Regions from separate parts of the Homo sapiens genome. Here region 1 is linked to region 2. The links are chromatin loops, found by intact Hi-C in ENCODE. Cell type or tissue: breast epithelium. All regions are shown on one strand. Links, peaks and the distances in the headings refer to the core of each region. The heading gives the core; the rest is flanking DNA. Region 1 has its middle 71 kb from the start of LINC01891. Region 2 has its middle 130 kb from the start of LINC01891.

What was found. Hi-C counts contacts between places; a loop is a spot of excess contacts. Peaks named below come from ENCODE experiments on the same cell type or tissue, not always from the same donor. Only the 100,000 strongest peaks of a DNase experiment are listed, where the experiment ranks them.
Region 1: a loop joins it to region 2, with 17 times the contacts of the local background. A loop is called at or near these places in 4 of 110 quality-filtered maps.

What each region holds. Positions count from the first base shown.
Region 1 is chr2:234,379,178-234,388,705 of GRCh38, reverse strand. No RefSeq gene overlaps it. Among named protein-coding and RNA genes, the nearest start is that of LINC01891, 71 kb to the left of the region's middle. In breast epithelium, for the core only: no CTCF peak of the experiment used is centred there; no DNase peak of the experiment used is centred there.
Region 2 is chr2:234,322,186-234,331,713 of GRCh38, reverse strand. It overlaps the pseudogene RPS20P12. Among named protein-coding and RNA genes, the nearest start is that of LINC01891, 130 kb to the left of the region's middle. In breast epithelium, for the core only: no CTCF peak of the experiment used is centred there; DNase peaks (open chromatin) are centred at 4,770 and 7,433; H3K27ac peaks cover 410 bases.

The DNA.
Region 1 (9,528 bases), core at 660-8,659, 57 kb before region 2:
ATCGAAGGGTTTAGCTTAGTTTATTTTTTATACCTGGTATAGCAAGTGAAAACTAATACACCATCTTTCAAATTCTACCAACTGTTTCATCATTATTGCTAGTTTTCAGGCTGTGTGCAGTTTGAGTTTTTTATCTGGTTTGTTTTGGCTTCATAATCAGTTTAGTGGGCAGCCTAGGGAGGGTATCAGGGGCAACCTTCGCCTTGATCTTGTTGCGTAAGATGAATTACCTGATCTGGAAGGGTCTGTCCCCAGGTATGCATCCCACCTTCCTCACAGGGAAGCATTTGCATCTATCATAAGGGCCAGACTGGTTTGGAATAAGGGAAGCTACACACTTGATGTTAAATGACTGGCGTCTGTCCCCAGTGAGGCCAATGACCAATGGTGGCCAACAAAATCCCTTAGCAGCATCTGGGGAACTGTAGGGGTGCGACCAGCATGCGGTGCCTCCTGCATAAAACAGCAGCTCAGATGAAGGGGTAGCTCCCTGTGGATGACATGGCCCCTCTCGCCCCCTTTCTCCTCTGGCACAGCTGCTTATACTGGGGTCATCATTCCAAGAGGCCCAACAACCTATGCACAGGAGAAGAAGAGGAGCAGGCCAAAAACAGTGTGTCTCTCTGGTTGGAATTTGAAATGGAAGAATGGAAATTATAAGGCAATTAAGAGAAGGAAGAGAGGGAGATAGTTCTAGTTGGGAATCTTGGCTGCAACTCTAACTTACACAAACACTGTATTAGGAGGGTGTGTATGGAGCCCACATCATGGAGCGTTTGGCTATGCCACACTAGGTCCTGAGGGCTTCATGTCTTTCCCCTTATTTAATTCTCCAACAAATCTCAGAGACAGGTTTGATTAGTGTCGCCCTTTCACAGATGAGGATACCAAGGCACTGTTAAATTTAGTGACTTGACTGGGTGCAGTGGCTCATGCCTGTAATCCCAGCACTCTGGGAGGCTGAGGTGGGAGGATCACCTGAGGTCAGGAGTTTGAGACCAGCCTGGCCAACATGGCAAAACCCCGTCTGTACTAAAAATACAAAAATTAGCCAGGCATGGTGGCATGTGCCTGTAATCCCAGTTACTTGGGTAGCTGTGGCAGGAGAATCGCTTGAACCTGGGAGGTGGAGGTTGCAGTGAGCCGAGATCGCGCCACTGCACTCCAGTCTGGGCGACAGAGTGAGACTCCATCTTAAATAAATAAATAAATCTGGTGACTTGAGCAAGGCCACACACAGCTCATAAGCAGTGGAGTCAAGATTGGGATGCAGGCTGTCTGACTCCAGAACTCAGGTTCTTTTCCTCCTGTCAGCAATCTCCACGTATGTAAGATTATCATTCTCCCAGAATCTTCAGGAAGCCTGCCTTCCATGGGTCTGGGAACTCCTCTAAAGTAGGAGGAGTGACCAGGGGCTGGCAGCCAGGAGCCCTGAAGGTCCGGGAAAGTGACCTCCCTTCAAGAGAACCTGCCATGAGGGCTGTAGTCGGATGGCGACCCCTGGCAGCAGCATCCTTGCACCTGCTGAGACCACGCAGCTCTGGCTGTAGCCACGGTCCCAGCACAGCAGGCGTATGACAGTCGGCCACTCCTGCCCAGGCCAAGGGCCCTTGAAGAGCCAACTTTTGCTCTGGGGCTGCCATGGCCTGCCCGGCATGTGTTGTCAGAGCTGTGCTGTGGTCCCAGGCTCTTCCTACTCATTCCTCCTTCCTTCCTTTTTTTCCACTAATGCCAGCCCTGCTTAGAGGCCAGAAGGCTCTCCCTGCCTTCTCCTGCCCCACTCTTTTCATCCTCCCCAGGCAGTTGGCCCAATCAATCTTTAGCACATTGTTTTGGGTTGAATTGTGTCCCCCCAAATGATGTTGAAGGGTGGTGGTTAATTTCATACTTAACTAGGCCACCGGATGCCCAGACATTTGATCAAACATCATTATGGGTGTTCCTGTATGAGATTCATGTTTGACTCAGGAGACCCAGGAAAGCAGATGGCCCTCCCCAGTGTGGGTGAGCCTCTTCCAGTCAGTTGAAGACCTGAATAGAACCAAAATGCCAACCCTCCTTCAAGTAAGTTGAAACACTTTTCTCGTGATTGCCTTGCGTTGGGACATTGGTTCTTTCCTTGCCTTCAGACCCAAACTGCAACATCAAGCTCCTCCTGGGTCTTGAGCCTTCTAGCATTCAAACTGGAGCTGCACCGTTGGCTCCTCTAGGTCTCCAAGTTTCTGACTGCAGATATGGGGACTTGTCAGCCGCCATAATCATGTGAGCCAATTCCTTATTTTATCTCTATCTGTCTATCTATTGATTGATCTTTCTACCTATATCCTATTGGTTTTGTTTCTCTAGAGAAAGCTGACTAATTCAAAGTCCTAACCCCCAGTATTGGTGAATGTGACCTTATTTAGAAATAGGGTATTATATGGTTTGACTGTGTCCCCACCCAAATCTCATCTTGAATTGCAGCCCCCATAAGTTCCACATGTTGCTGGAAGGACCTAGTGGGAGGTAATTGAATCATGGGGGCAGATCCCCCCATACTGTTCTCATGGTAGTGAATAAGTCTCACAAGATCTGATGGGTTTATAGGGGAAATCTCTTTCACTTGGCTCTCATTCTCTCTTGTCTGCTGCCATGTGCCTTTCACCTTCCACCGTGATTGTGAGGCCTCTCCAGCCACATGGAATTTTGAGTCCATTAAACCTCTTTTTCTTTATAAGTTGCCCAGTCTTGGGTATGTCTTTATCAGCAGCATGAAAACCGATATACTAAATTGGTACTACAGGACTAATACCGGGCATTTGCAGATGATCAGTTTAAGATGAGGTCAGACTGGGCACGGTGGCTCATGCCTGTAATCCCAGCACTTTGGATACCCTTAGAGCAGGAGTTCAAGACCAGCCTGGCCAACATGGTGAAACCCCATCTCTACTAAAAATACAAAAATTAGCCGGGCATAGTGGCAGGCACCTGTAATCCCAGCTACTCAAGAGGCTGAGACAGGAGAATCACTTGCCGGGAGAAACTCTGCCGGGAGGCAGAGGTTACAGTGAGCCGAGATCATGCCATTGTACTCCAGCCTGGGCAACAAGAGCGAAACTCTGTCTCAAAAAAAAAAAAAAAAAAGATGAGGTCATTAGAGTGAACCCTAGTCCAGTATGACTGGTGTCCTAATAAGAAGGAGGATGCTTGGACACTGATGCAGATGCGTGCAGAGGGAAGATGGTGTGAAGATACAGGGAGAGTCATCTCCAAGCCAAGGAACTCCTAAGGCTATGAGAAGCCAGGAGAGAGGCACAGAACAGGAGAGAGCCCTCAGAAAGAGCCAACACCTGATTTAAGACTTCTGGCCTCCAGAACGGTGAGACGTTGTTTAACATGGCTGTTGTTTAAATCAACCAGTCTGTAGCACTTTGTTGGGGCAGCCCTAGCAAACTAACATAGTTGTCTAATTTAGTCTTGGCTTCTGCTCTTTAGAAGACCTGAACTGACAGACAAGGGGAGTGTAATTCCCACAGACCAAAGAAGAAATCATGTCCTCTTGAGTTGTACAATGTTTTGTGCTGCTCCACCCTAGAGCTGCCTTGGTTCCAGGCAGTATATCTTTAAAATACCCACCACTCCCCTTCTTCTTAAGCACTTTGAGAGGCCAAGGTAGATGAATCTCCATTCTTGCCAGCAACCATTGGTTCTCAGGGTCTGCCTTAGTCAGGGCTCAGAACCATGTAAGGCACATGGCTGGAGATACTTTTTGGCTGAATGTCAGGGACCTGAGGCATGGATAGAGATAACCACAGAACATGGCATGCACAATTGGCTCCTGGAGGGAGGAAAGGCTTTCCTGGAGGTAGGATTCATGCCGCAAGTCATAAGAAGGAGGCTCTGAAGCTCTTGACTGGGGGTTACGCTGGACTAGACTGAGGACATTCCCAAGAGGTCTGCACAGTGAGACTAGGAAAGGGCCAGCCATTCTTCTGGGGAGGACTCCCTGGACTATCCCAATGGCCAGCTCCAAAGACATGAGGAGAGATCCCAAAATGGACATCTGAGCTGGTTTTCCTATGCCCACCTCTGCCGAGACCAGCTCGGTCAGGGAGACCCTAACCCAGCTGCGCTAGAGGAATTAAAGGCACACACACAGAAATATAGAGGCGTGAAGTGGGAAATCAGGGGTCTCACAGCCTTCAGAGCTGAGAGCCCTGAACAGAGATTTACCCACGTATTTATTAACAGCAAGCCAGTCATTAGCATTGTTTCTATAGATATTAAATTAACTAAAAATATCCCTTATGGGAAACAAAGGGATGGGCCTAATTACAGGAATAGGTTGAGCTAGTTAACTGCAGGAGGGGCATGTCCTTAAGGCACAGATCGCTCATGCTGTTGTTTGTGGCTTAAGAATGCCTTTAAGCAGTTTTCCACCCTGGGTGGGCCAGGTGTTCCTTGCCCTCATTCTGGTAAACCCACAACCTTCCAGCATGGGCGTCATGGCCGTCATGAACATGTCACAGTGCTGCAGAGATTTTGTTTATGGCCAGTTTTGGGGCCAGTTTATGGCCAGATTTTGGGGGGCCTGTTCCCAACACACCTCTAAATCTCATTCTTAGACTCCTGCCCCAGTCCTGCCTTAAGGGACGCTGAGGCATCACCAGCTCAGCCTGGACTCAGCCTCAACCGTAACCCAAGCTCTTTCATCCTTGCACACTGACTTGCCTCTATCAGGGTAAGCCATGTGGCAATGGTGGTTTCAGGGACCCAGTGTTTCCCTAGGGAATTCTGTTGTGTTTTTGCCTCTCACAGTTTAAGTCTGAGCATCTGGTGAGTCCGTTTCTTTTAAATTTTTGTTAAAACATAAGAAAGAAAGAAATATCAGCTAGTCTGAGTTAGCAGTTAAAGTGCCTCTAACCTCAGTGACTCCTAGCCAGCCAAGACCAATAGGTTGAAACTTCCTAAGTCTTTGTTGTTTTTCTGTTAATATATATTTTTTTCTAACTCTAAAATAAAACATTTCTAGTGTAGAATATTGGGAAATTAGAGAAAAATAAAGGAAGAAAGTAAGGATCTCACATAATCACATCAGGGATAATTACCATTAATATTTGCTATGGTAGCAATTTTCACAAGATAGCCACTTTTTCAAAAAAATGACTTGATGAAGAAATCGACATTTAAAAAAATATATACAGGCACTAATTTTAAAATAAAGTGACTCAAACTGCCCCCTGGGCAATTTATACCTGCAATGTGATTGAGGGTATGGTCCAGGAAAAGAGGTTGCACCTACGTACTGGGCCATAGAAGATGTTCTGAGAATACTGAGATTTCGCTCTGAGAATTTACGTAAAGTCTGCATTTTTGTAAAAGAGAAATCATGACATGAAAACACTTAGTAATTCTTACATGGTAATTATTGAGTACTATGCATTTCACAAGTATTGGTTTTAAAATTTTCATACAGTTCATGAGTTCAGACCTAGTTGTATGAGTTAGAAGCTGTTACTATCCCATGTGAGAAATAAGGAAACACCAGACCTTAATAACTTGCTCAGTCACTTAGCTTGATGGCAGCAAACTGATATTTAAACCCAAGTATTTCAGGTTCTCAAGTTCTTCTTCTTCTTCTTCTTTTTTTTTTGAGACAGAGTCTCTCTCTGCCATCCAGGCTGGAGTGCAGTGGCCCAATCTCAACTCACTGCAACCTCTGCCTCTGAGGTTCAAGCAATTCTGCTACTTCAGCCTCCCGAGTAGCTGGGATTACAGGTGCCCACCACCATGCCCAGCTAATTTTTGTATTTTTAGTAGAGATGGGGTTTCGCCATGTTGGCCAGGCTGGTCTCGAACTCCTGACCTCAGATGATCTGCCCACCTCGGCCTCCCACAGTGTTGGGATAACAGGCATGAGCCACCGTGCCTGGCCTCAGGCTCCCAAGTTCTTAATCACCATGGTATACTGCAAACATTGAGTGAGTACCACCAGGAGACCCCTGGTGAAATGCAGCAAAAAAAAATCTCACTAGAGAAATCAAGATGGCAGCTAGTCAAGTTGAACACATGGCTGAATTACCCATGTTTACTTCCAATGTTACCTTAGTTCTTGAATTCATCTTTATCAAATACTAGATGGATACTCGAGTCTGTTTGGGGGATTTCTGTTGTATTTTATTTACCTGTCCCTGGGCTGTTATTGCACCTACTTCAACAGAACACACCTCCACAGTGCAGCTCAGTGGCAGTGGGGACAGCAGGGGGACTTGGGTTTCAGAGTCAGCCTGTCCAGTCTTTCCCAATGACTTTTCTAGTTGAATTTTAAAATTATGTTCAAAGTTCCAAAAAGAATCAAAGGGATAGTTTCAGTGTAATCATATTAAACTGATAAGGCTAAGCTCAGTGGCTCATGCTTGTAATCCAACCACTTTCAGAGGCCAAAATGGGAGGATCACTTGAGCCTAGGAGTTTGTAACCAGCCTGGGCAATATAGTGAAACCCCCATATCTATAAAAAAAAGTTTTAAAAATTAGCCAGGTGTGGTGGTGCATGCATGTAGTCCCAGCTACTCAAAAGGCTGAGACAGAAGGATTGCTTGAACCTGGGAGTTCAGGAGTTCAAGGCTGTAGTGAGCTATTATCGCACCAGTGCATTTCAACCTGGGCGACAGAGTGAGACCCTGTCTCTAAAAAAATAATAAAGAAACATTCATTATAGCAATAGCTAAGTCTCCTTCTTATATCCCTTGGCAAAGTTTTATGTTCTTCTAATATGGCCTAAGAATTTTGTTTTAGTTATGCCTTAGTTAGTTTCAATTTTATTCCTCTTTATATTATGTTTTAGGTGGTAATTTTTGTCACATAGGAAAACTATATGTGTATGTGTATATATGCACACACACATAAATATGTACATATATACACATATACACTTATATTTAATTTTTATTCTACACAATCCTGCTGTACTCATTAGTTGTAATAGTTTTTGGTTGTCATTGCCTCACAACTGTGACTAATGATAATTTTGGCTTCTTTTTCGTAATTATATGTTACTTATTGAGTTGGCTAGGATTTTCAGAAGAGTGTTGAATAATAGCAAGGCTGTTAATATAGCAAAAAAAAAAAGAAAGTAAAAGAATAAAAGAGAAAATAATTAATTCATCCCTATATTTCCATGCATTAGGATTCTAAGGAAGTATTTTAAATGGTGATAAAAATAATACTTAATGCAGTCAGAACCAACATATACTTTTAACTAAAAAAAATTTGGCTCCAAAATTTTATAAGATGTTTTCATTTTCTTTTTGAAAAGGAGAAAAATAGAGATATATCAGGGTTCTGGGTGAACTTTCAGCATAGATTTGTTCAGAATGAGGTGCTGTTCTGACATGTCAAAGATCCAGAGCCGAATGTTTTGGTTCCTCTGAGAGAGAAAAGGAACAAAGGGAAGCAGGAATAGTCCCAAGATGTTCTCAGACACACATGGGACTTTCGCAGCAATAACTAGAAGAGACTCTGCTGGGAGAGGCCAAGGTCCCAGTTCAGCCAGTGAAGCCCAGGGGTAGTGACATGGAAGTATTGATATTATCGTACCCACCTCTGATTCTTGGGAAGATTCTATATCCTATAAATATAAGTGGTAAGAAGAGAGGAGAGTCTTATATTTGTTTGGTTGTACCTTTAATCACACCCAGTCATATAAGTTAGAAGCTGTTACTATCCCATGTGATAAATAAGGAAAAAATAAGGAAACACCAGACCTGAATAATTTGCTCAAACTCACTTAGTTTGTTAGTGGCAAAATGAGATTTGAACCCAAGCAGTTCAGGCTTCCAAGTGTGGAAGGTGTTGCCAAGTTATTGCAGGGTGGAGTGGAGACTGTAAAAATCTAGGAAGATTTTACCCACATATTGCTTTGTGTGTTTCTAAGTCCTTGTTGTGTATTAAAGCCCTCTTAACCAACCTTCCCTTAACCACCATTGCTGGATTGACCAATATTCTTCATGTCTTCTGCAAAATAGACTCAGTGTGGCCATATTTTATATATATATATATAGAGAGAGAGGAAGAGAGAGACAGAGAGAGGGAGTTTTGCTCTTGTCGGCCAGGCTGGAGTGCAATGGTCCGATCTCGGCTCACTGCAACCTCCACCTCCTGGGTTCAAGCTATTCTCCTGCCTCAGCCTCCTGAGTAGCTGGGATTACAGGTGCCCGCCACCATGCCCGGCTCATTTTTTTTTTTTTTTTTTGTATTTTTAGTAGAGATGGGGTTTTCACCGTGTTGGCCAGGCTGTTCTCAAACTCCTGACCTCAGGTGATCTGCCCGCCTCGGCCTCCCAAAGTGCTTGGATTACAGGCGTGAGCCACCACGCCCAGTCTCAGATTTTGAGGCTAGTGGGTTGCTCTCTGATAAATCCTCCTAAGACTCAGGCTGGTTCCCAGGTGACAGTGAGCAGGTCTATGCAAACCTACCTCCAAAGTCCAAGGAAGCTGAGAGGCCGAAGAAAGAGGCTGACAAATCCAGTTTCTTAGAAAGAAACATTTTATAGGGACTTATAAACAGAAGCCATGATGTCCTAGGAGGCCTCAAGATGAGATAGTGGATGGCTTCGCACCATTATCTCCCAGACCCACCGCTTATGTACCCAGGCAGAGGAATGTGTAGGACAACTGCTTAAGGGCAGGATTTACCATAAGTACGTGTTCTTATGTAAAAAACAGTAGATAACATAGAAATCTCCGAGGCCTTCCTGGAACTGGGGTTAATGAGAAGTACGTGGTGGATTAGCATCCAAGATGCAGTTGCTCTGGCCCCCACACCAAGCCCGTTTATGCCAGTTGTATTGGTTGTTATAGTGATGTAATTTAAATAAATACTAGCTGACTCTATGAAGCGTAAGTGCAAAAGGAAAGAGCTATCGTTTATATGAAAATGAAGATGAAGGCTCTGGAAAGACTAAGAATGAGTCTCTTAAAAATGTTTTTAAAAAGTTGTGGCCAAGACATTGGGGGGTGGGGTGGAGATTGTAAACATCTAGAAAGATTTGGGCCAGGTGCAGTGGCTCACGCCTGTAATCGCAGCACTTTGGGAGGCCAAGGTGGGTGGATTGCTTGAGCCCAGGAATTCAAACCCAGCCTGGGCAACATGGCAAAATCCCGACTCTATAAAAAGTACAAAAACTAGCCGGGCACGTTGGTGTGCACCTGTAGTCCCAGCTGTTCAGGAGGCTGAGGTGGGAGGATCAATTGAGCCTAGGAGGTCAAGGCTGCAGTGAGCCTTGATCTTTCTACTTCACTCCACTCCAGCCTCCTGGGTGACAGATCAAGATCTTATCTAAAAAAAAAAAAAAAAAGAAAGAAAGAAAAAAGAAAAAAAGTGAAAAAAAAGAACCCAACAATCCCATTACTGGGTATATATCCAAAGAATTATAAATCATTCTACTGTAAAGACACATGCACACATATGTTTACTGCAGCACTATTTACAATAGCAAAGACTTAGAACCAACCCACATGCCCATCAATGATAGACTAGATAAAAAAAA
Region 2 (9,528 bases), core at 538-8,537:
CTGCATCGTGGAAACTGGGAACTCTAATGCCCATTTCACCACATGACTCAAGATGAAATAAGGGTAAGTGAAGTAGTTGGCACTCAACCTTTTTAAATTAAAAGTTATTTGGAATTAAAGCTAATAAGACTGACTGATGCATTGAACGTGGGGAGGGAGGGAAAGAGGCAAAGGCTACCCAGGGGCCCTGGGCTTGGGTGAAGGGCTGAGAAGCACTGGAACTATTCAATGAACCTGGGGACACAGGAGGGGCAGATTGAGGTGTCCCGTGATTGCACAGGGCAAGAGGAGGGTGTTTCCTTCAAACTTCACTGCCCAAACCCGAGGTCAGGTCATTTTGCTGGAGCAGCTCCTATTTCTTCTTGCAGCATTTTTTCTGTCTCTGAGATTTTTCTCTTCAATTCTGTGCACTGCACCCTTACTATGGAACATTCTGGAGGTCATTTCATCTTCAGGACTCCCCATCTTCTTCCCTGAGACTGCATCACAGCCAGCTCCTCCCTTCTGCCCCTCCCCTGTACCTCTCTCTGTCCCTCCCCTGTACCTCTCTCTGTCCCTCCCCTGTACTTCTCTCCCTCCCGCAGTGCTGACCTAGGAGGCTCTGGAATCTCCATGGAGGATCTCCATGTCAGAACCAGAGGGTGTGGCCTTGATACGCAGACGCAGAGGCTACAAACTCTCCCAGAAGAGGCTGCAGTATAAGGAAAGGCACAGTGTTGGGAAAGTATGAAAAAGTCTCAGAGACTGATTGATTAAACCCCGGGTTAATTTATTTACGCTACTCAAACAGGCAAAAAGCCTGTCACAGGGTCTAGAATGTCAAGCTGGCTGGTCAACAAGCTGTGTCTTGAGTCTTTCAGAAATGAAGGCGTTATCAGGCTGGGTGCAGTGGCTCATGCCTATAATCCCAGCACTTTGGGAGGCTGAGGTGGGTGGATTACTTGAGGCCAGGAGTTCAAGACCAGTCTGGCCAACATGGCAAAACCCCATCTCTACTAAAAATACAAAAATTAGCTTGGCGTGGTGGCGCATGCCTATGGTCCCAGCTACTAGGGAGGCTGAGGCACGAGAATCACTGGAACCCAGGGGGTAGAGGCGGTAGTGAGCCAAGACTGCACTCCAGCCTGGGTGGCAGAGTGAGACTCTATCTCAAAAAAAAAAGATTTATCTTTTTTTATCTGTTGTTATCAAGTTACTCAGGGAGGACAGGACACCTGGTACTGTTGTCCATTTAGACTATGGACCTGACTCTGAGTGATTCGGGCCTTCTCCTGAATCCTGACCTCTGAGCTGATTCTGCCACAAACCTGCAGGGTAAAATGAAATAACAAAACATCAGCAACACACACACACACATGCACATGCACACGCACAACAAAATGAAAAACTTGTCTAAGATTTAAGATAAAAAAAAATATTGTTTAGCCAGGCATGGTGTTGCTCCCTGGGCAACAGAGTGAGACTCCGTCTCAAAAAAAAAAAAAAAATTGTCACTCATCAATGTGTGATGACTAAGTAACATTCACACTTAATTTCTGGGCTTGGGTGAAGGGCCAAGAAGCACTGGACCTATTCAATGAACCTTAATTTCTTATTGTGAGTAGGCACCATCTCAGCCTTATGAACAGGCTGCAATTTATCTGATGGAGAGATTATTTCTTAGAAGCATGACTAACTGGTGATTTTGGTATGATCCATGTTTTTTGGGAAAACCAGGGTCAAGAAAATAGTTGAATGGTCACACGCAGTGGTCCTAGGGTACTGCCTACACCTGCTATTCCAGGAATTTCATTTGCTCATTGTGAAGTCTCTCTAATTCTTTTTCCTTTTTTTTTTTTTAAACAACTGGTAATGAATTTATTTAAGATAGTTGACTTAAGCAACTGCAATGGTGACTTCCACCTCAACTCCTGGCTCATTACTGATGGAAGTCATCTGCCTAACAATCTCAGAAGGACTGTGCAAGTCAATGAGTCGCTTGTGGATTCCCATCTGGAAACCATCCCATGTCGTAGAACCTTCACCACAAGGAGTTTTTCTTGTAGTGATTCTCAAAGTCTTGCTAGGCATTCCAACTGGTCCTTTCACTTTGAGATTCTTTTCCTGTGCTCCTCTGACCAAGTCAGCACACACCTTTTCGAGGGATTTTACATTGCGGCTTGTTAGAGTGATTCAAATTGGGTGAATTGCCACCTCCAGCTCCACAGGTGTTTTTCCACCTTAAAAGCCATGGCTGCTGCGCGGCTTCCTGGCCAACTTGTTCCTCAGCGAGAGCAAACAGCGGTGAGTCAGGAACAGGAGTGTGTGGATCAGCGACTATTTCAAGAGGGTTGTCTCAGCAGTGGTGGAGAACAATGTAGGCTCAGTGTCACCTACACCTGCTGTCTCCCTGCCTTCCTCCTGGGACCGGTGCTGTGAGCTGTCACTGGGGCAGAGCCTGGAAGCTGCTGTTGTTGCAGGGGGTCCCGGGGTCGGCTGCTCTTAGCCTATGCCTACAGTGCCTGGGTTGAGGCTGCCAGTGCCTGGGCCTGAGACCTCCTGTAAGACAATGTCCTCCATCCCTGCAGATGTCACAGACACCAGAGCAGGGCTCTGTGCCTCTGGGCCATGCGGCCACCCCTTAACAGGACAATGCCCTGTTGGGGGCTCTGGGGATTTCATGATCAATAAACGCAGTCCCTCCCTTAAGGGCCTAGCAGGATCAATTGGCATAATCTGTGCTTTCACACAAACAGAGGGAGCACCCACCCCAGTTTTGTGGGTTCAAGGATCCCCAGGAGAGAGCCTGAGCTGCAAACATTGGGCTCAAGTTGTCCAGGTGAAAGATAGAAAGAGGAGCGCCCCGCTGCAGAGACGCAGGTGAGGCCGGTCCCTGTCCTGCACTCACCTCTCCTCACGAGGCAGGCCAAGTCCCAGCGGCAGGGCTCTGGCTGAGCTGAGGGGCGGACTGTGCTCAAAACAGCAGTTTCCCTCTGGGCCCTGGACTAAGGGGTACCCCCTGGCTCCCCGGCCTTCCCTGAGGGCCCTCAGTCCGCTGTGCAAACAGCCCCATAGTGCTCTCTGCAGGAGCTCCTGGAATACCAGGTCCACTGCCTTGGGGGTTCCCCGGCTGAGTCCAGCCCTCTGCAGGTCCCCAGTGCCCCTCCCTCCAGAGCGCACTTGTTAATATACACAGCACACAGGTAGGAAAGTCCTGTGTAAGGAGTTCTGGCTCGATATTTTTCTTAATGTAGACTTTGCATCTTTATTAAAACATCTTTTATCAACATCTTCCAATTTCACCATTTTCCCCCAGGCTTGCTTTTATGAGAGTAAAATCAGAGACACTCATACCCCGTGGCCTTCCTTGCACACTTGATCTTCTCTGGCAGTGACTGGCATCATCATTGACCCTCTACACATGCCAGGAAATGGGACTGTCCTGGCATCCAGTTTCCACCTCCAAGGATCCTCACGGGCAACACTATTGTGATTTTGGTCCTGATAATTGGTGGGGATGGTCTGTGCATTGCAGGTGTGTTGAACGGCTCCCCTGGCCTCTACCTACCAAGTGCCAGCAGCACTTCTCTCTGGTTGTGACAACCAAAAATTTCTCCAGAATCTGGAGGGTTCAGTCACCCCCAATTGAGATGCACTGCATGATCTTTATCTTCTAGATCTGTTCACTTTTCTTTAATGCCACCTTCACCACTCCATCAGGTGCCCTCGCTGGCAGCTCCATTTCCAGTCTCATCCCCTCTATATCTTATTTGCTATCCCTTCTGTAGCCATGTTCATTTTTCTTTTTTTTTCTGAGATGGAGTCTTGCTCTGTCACCCAGGCTGGAGTGCAGTGGCATGATCTCTGCTCACTGCAACCTCCGCCTCCTGGTTTCAAACCATTCTCCTGCCTCAGCCTCCAGAGTAGCTGGGACTACAGCATGTGCTACCACGCCCGGCTAATTTTTTGTATTTTTAGTAGAGATGGGGTTTCACCGTGTTAGCCAGGATGATCTGTTCATTTTTCTAACCTTGTCCGATCGTGTCACCTTTTGCTTAAAATGTTTCAGTAGGTTCTCATTGCCCCTAAGTCAAAGGACCATATCATTTGCACAGACCCAAAACCACACGTGGTGAGACACCACATCCCCCTGGCTTCGTCGTGCCCCCTGCCCTTCATGCTCATGGTCTTTGAGCATCAGGTGCTCTTGTTCTCAGGCTCTTCCTTCATGTGGAAGGCTCTCCTCTCTCCTGTTTATCATTTAATTTAGTTGACAGGATGGAGAATGTGACTTCATTCCCTAGCATCATCCTTATTCCTGCACTCTGCACCCAGGGCCTTTTTTTTTTTTTTTTCCTTTTTTTGAGACACGGTCTCACTCTGTCACTCAGGCTGGAGTGCAGTGGCATGATCTTGGCTCACTGCAACCTGAACCTCCTAGGTTCAAGCGATTCTTCTGCCTCAGCCTCCCAAGTAGCTGGGATTACAGGCACTGACCACCACACCCAGCAACTTTTTTTTTTTTTTTTGTATTTTTAGTAGAGATGGGGTTTTACCATGTTGGTCAGGCTAGTCTCAAACTCCCGACCTCAAGCAATCCACTGGCCTTGGCCTCCCAAAGTGCTGGAATGACAGGCGTGAGCCACCACACCAGGCCTGCACCCAGGGCTTTTCTACCCCAGCACCGTTCACATTATTGTGGGTGGAGGGGGAGGCAGAGAGAGAAGGCAGGATTCTCCAATGAAACATGCTTGCGAGCTGTTGAAGCACCATGCTGTGTGCAATGGCTCATGCCTGTAATCCCAGCTACTCAGGAGGCTGAGGTGGGATCATATGAGCCCAGGAATTCAAGACCAGTCTGGGCAACATAGTGAGTCCCTGTCTATAAAAGAAAAAAAGTTCATCCAGGGTCATTTCCAAACAAATGGCCTTTGTTTGCAAATCTTCACAGGTTAATTTGGTTTCAGTCCAGATACAAGTTTGGAAGAAGAGAAATGCTAATTTTGTCTGAATTGCTAAGAAGGAAGCAGTCTTCAAAGTCACAGACTGATGAAGTTATAAGTAACCAATGAGCAGAAGGTGGGCCCTTAAGGGGCAAGCAGGCTGCACCTGAACGAGACACCCGACAAGACACACCTGAGCAGGCTCTGGGCTCCATGGTTGGAGTGATGGGGCAGCTGATCCCCACCCAAGCCATGGCACCTGGTGTCCTAGGTCGATCCGGTGCATTCAAGGACTTAATTATAATTTTTAATATTTTTCTTAAAACATATTTATTGTTCCTTTATTGTATAACTACATATTTATGGCCCCAAATTTGAAAATAACACAAAATAGAAGCAAATTAAAATCACTTATAATTTTGCCTCACAGAGTATCTGTTGACAATTTGGTTCATTTCCTTTAAAAAAATATTAGGCGTATATGCTCCATATTGTTCCATAGTCTGTTTTTGCGCTTAAGCTTTCATTTCAGCATTTCCCATTGCCATTTCTGAGTCCTTGAAAACATGATTTTCATGAATGCACTGTCCCACCTTAAGGATGGAATTGAATGGTCTTGGGGCACTGAAATTGCGACAAAGATTTAGAGCTTTAGCATTCATAAGGAATTAAGCTCTTCTCCCTTGTCAGAATTGTTTAGGAATGTGTTTAAAGTTTTGCAAATTATTTTTGCTTTGTTTTGCTTAAATTTTAGCTATAATTTATAATTTAATTGCAAAGTTTATAAAACATCCTATACAATGAGGCCTTTTTTTTGTAATACTAGATGTTCTTATGCTCTGTTTAATAGTCACTTTTGAAAATATTCTTTAGTTGCTTGAAAAGAAGGTACATTTTTTTTTTGTTTTGAGGCTCTAAATTTGTTTTTAGGTTATGCCCTAGTTGGCCATATTATTATCCAAATTTTCTATGCTTCTTAAAGTTTTCTATACATTCCTTGACTTGCAAAGGAAAACTTTTGGTCTATTAAAAATTTCCTACCACAAAATTTTGTGTGTGTGTGAATTTCTTCTGAGATTTTAAACTGTACCTGCTTTAAATATGTCAATGCTGTATAATTTGGCACATAAAGATTCATGAATGTTGTAATTTCATCATGACTATATTTTTACTAACATGAAACGATCTTTTCTGTTTATTTTCTCTTGCACATTGTTTTGTCTGATGTCATGTTTTAAACTCCTGATTTATTTTACTTATGTATGTCTAATTTATCTTTGTTCATCTTTTAAAATAATCTATTTTGGGGCCAGACACAGTGTTCACGCCTGTAATCCCAGCACTTTGGGAGACCGAGGTGGGCAGATCACTTGAGGCCAGGAGTTTGAGACAAGCCTGGCCAACATGGTGAAACTACGTTTCTACTAAAAATACGAAAATTACCCGGGCATAGTGGCATGAGCCTGTAATTCCAGATACTCGGGAGGCTGAGGCATGAGAATCACTTGAACCAGGGAGGTGGAAGTTGCAGTGAGCCAAGATCATGCCACAGCACTCCAGCCTCGGTGACAGACAGAGCAAGACTGTTTCAAAAAAAAAGAAAAAAATCTATTTTTTCCTTTTGTTTTCAGTCAGTCTCAATGACACACACTTACATTTCCCTTTCAATCCAGACTTAGAGTCTCTGAAAAGGAGACTTTAACTGTTTTGTTTGCTGTCTCAAAAAATATGTTTGCTGTTACTTTTGCCATCTTATTTTTCTGCTCTGTATCTTTTTAATGGATGTTTGATTTTTCTGTTATTTTCTGTCTTTTGCTCTATAGACTACATTTTACTTTCTTTCTACAATTTGGAAGATATATATTCTATTTTTAATTGTACTAATATTATCTGTAAGTTATAAGATTCTTCACCATCTGTCCAAAACCTGACATCTCTTGACTGGCTTCATATCTGCTAAAATGATATCCCTAGACCGCATTTAGAATCACTCTGTAGTCACCTAACACTTTTGAGCTGGGCTATAGAAATGTCTAGCACATGCCCCACGATCCCCTCAGTGTTCACTCTGTTGCTGACAGAATTCTCAGATCTTTAGCAGGAGAGAGGACCATTAGCCACATTTCTGGTGTTTATCAGTGTGGAGTCTCCTCTTGCCCCTTCTGCCTGGAAAAGAAAAGTATTTTAATGACCAAGGACCTCTGGTTGCTTCGCTTGGGGGGTGCACTCTTTAAGAAATACAGATTAGCAGGACTGTTGTGGTTGGGGTTAAAGAAGTGGCCCTCTTTGCCTAGGGATGCAACTCTATCTTGCTTGGAGTTTGGTACTCAGCTTCTCCTGGGCACTTGTGAGGTGCCTCTGCGATGGGCTTGGCTCCGTCTTTTCTGACCTCGGTGCTCTGCCTCAAAGCCGCATTGTGCATCAGCTAATGAGAGTTTCTCAATCTGTCCTCATCTGCACTGCTATTGGCAGAAATCCTTCCTAGACTGTGGCCAAGCATTAATTGGTATTCTTAGCTTCTGGTGCAGTTGCAATTTTGCAATTTTGCATGTGCCTTCAATGGGGTTTTAATGGGAGGATGGGAGCGGATGAATCAGGCAATCAGGCACCTGCTATGAGCCACCATATTAATCTGGGAGTCTGCAAGTTTGGCTCTGAATGACAGAAAGAGAACCATGGTGCTTTCAGTGTTATATAAAGCTCATGGCTCTCATTTCAGCTGATTCCATAGTCCAGGGTTTCCTAAATAATGTGTTGAAAAGAAAGAGATAATAAAACATGCCACATTTTTTTAAAAGCAGGGGAGAAAGAGGGATTCCGTGGTCAACCAAACTGGAGAAATCGTACACTCTACGCCTCTCACACATTCAAATTAAAACCTGGTGTGTTCAAAACCGGAAGTGTCCTGCAGCAAAAAAATAAGAAAAAAGAAAAAGAAAAAGAAAACTGGTGTAACACTGTTCAGACCATCACATCTCAGTACTTGACTTTGAAACCTTTTTGGTAAGGTCCCTGGGAAGGTCTAACAGAATTGGTGTCTTCCCAAAGTACAGTGGGGGGATCAATGGTCAGTGTGGGCATAAGAGAGTCTGGGAGAGAGGGCAACTCTGCTTCTCCAGCCCCTGCCCAGGTTTCACCAAATCCTGGAGGTGCCAGACAGACTAACTAAGGACACATGGCTTGACCATTCTTTGATATTATTCACTTTACTTAGATCTTCAGAAAACAAAATGCCTGGACCATATTTTTTTAACTTTCCATGGAGCCAATGCTACTGATTTATAATTAACAATGTATTTTTAAGCTTCATAGAGAATGAATTCGGTAAGCTTTTATTTACATGGCATCCCTATGTCTTATATAAAACAGCAAGTGAAGGTGATATTAGTGCTACTCCATATCCAAGAATAATCATTAGAGATGTATTTCATCAGAAGTGTAGTTTTATTATGAATGCAGGTTAATGTGTCTGATTTTACTTTCTGGGTATCATCTGTGTTTTGCTTTTAGCCTTGGTTACCAGGAAACTCAGAAACAAATATGGTATCCTGTTTCCAAGACACTTTCTCAGTGCTACCTGGAAATGTGAGCTTTCTTTGTTCATTTTGCATAATCTCTGAATTTTTAAGTCTTTAATCCTCCTATGCTTCTTTATTTCTTATATCACTGAAAATTCCTTTAGAATTAAATAGGAGTTAGAGATTCTTGATCTTAATGTATTGAACAGGCAGTTAAAGAGCAATTAGTGATAAACAACTTGATTCATAAAAAGGAAGTCAAGAAAATTTTAGCATTTCCCAGTATAAACACTGAAAATATGTCCCTAGCATCTGACGCATGAAACAACATCACGAACAGTAATGTTGACAGAGAAAAAGAATCCACTAAATCTAATGTTTCAGTGTCAGTAAAATCTTGAATTATCCTGAATTAACACACTGAGACCCAAGATTATCCTGATATTGATTTACTTTTATTTTCATAACTGCAGCCAGTTGTATTATTACTTTTTTCTTTTTCAGAAAATTTCAAACATACCCCAAAATTAAAAACTATAATACATCAATGTGCCCATTACCCGTTTCAGCTTCAATGATTATCACCATTTAAAAAATCTTGTCTCACATTGCCCTAGTCTACATTTTAAAAAATTTTAAAGCAAATCTCAAGAATCATTTTTTATATGTGTATATAGGGCTCTAACAGGTAAGGACTTTTCTTTTTAGCATAACAACCATGACATTATCACACCTTAAAAAGTTAACAATAAATTTTTTTTTTTTTTTTGAAACAGAGTTTTGCTCTTGTCGCCCAGGCTGGTGTGCAATGGCGCAGTCTCGGCTCACTGCAACCTCTGCCTACTGTGTTCAAGCGATTCTTCTGCCTCAGCCTACCGAGTAGCCGGAACTACAGGTGCCCACGACCACACCTGGCTAATTTTTTTTATGCATATTTAGTAGACATGGGGTTTCACCTTGTTTGCCAGGCTGGTCTCGAACTCCTGACCTCAGGTGATTCACCAACCTTGGCCTCCCAAAGTGCTAGGATTACAGGTGTGAGCCACTGCGCCTAGCCTACAATACTTTTTAATATTATACCTATTTCA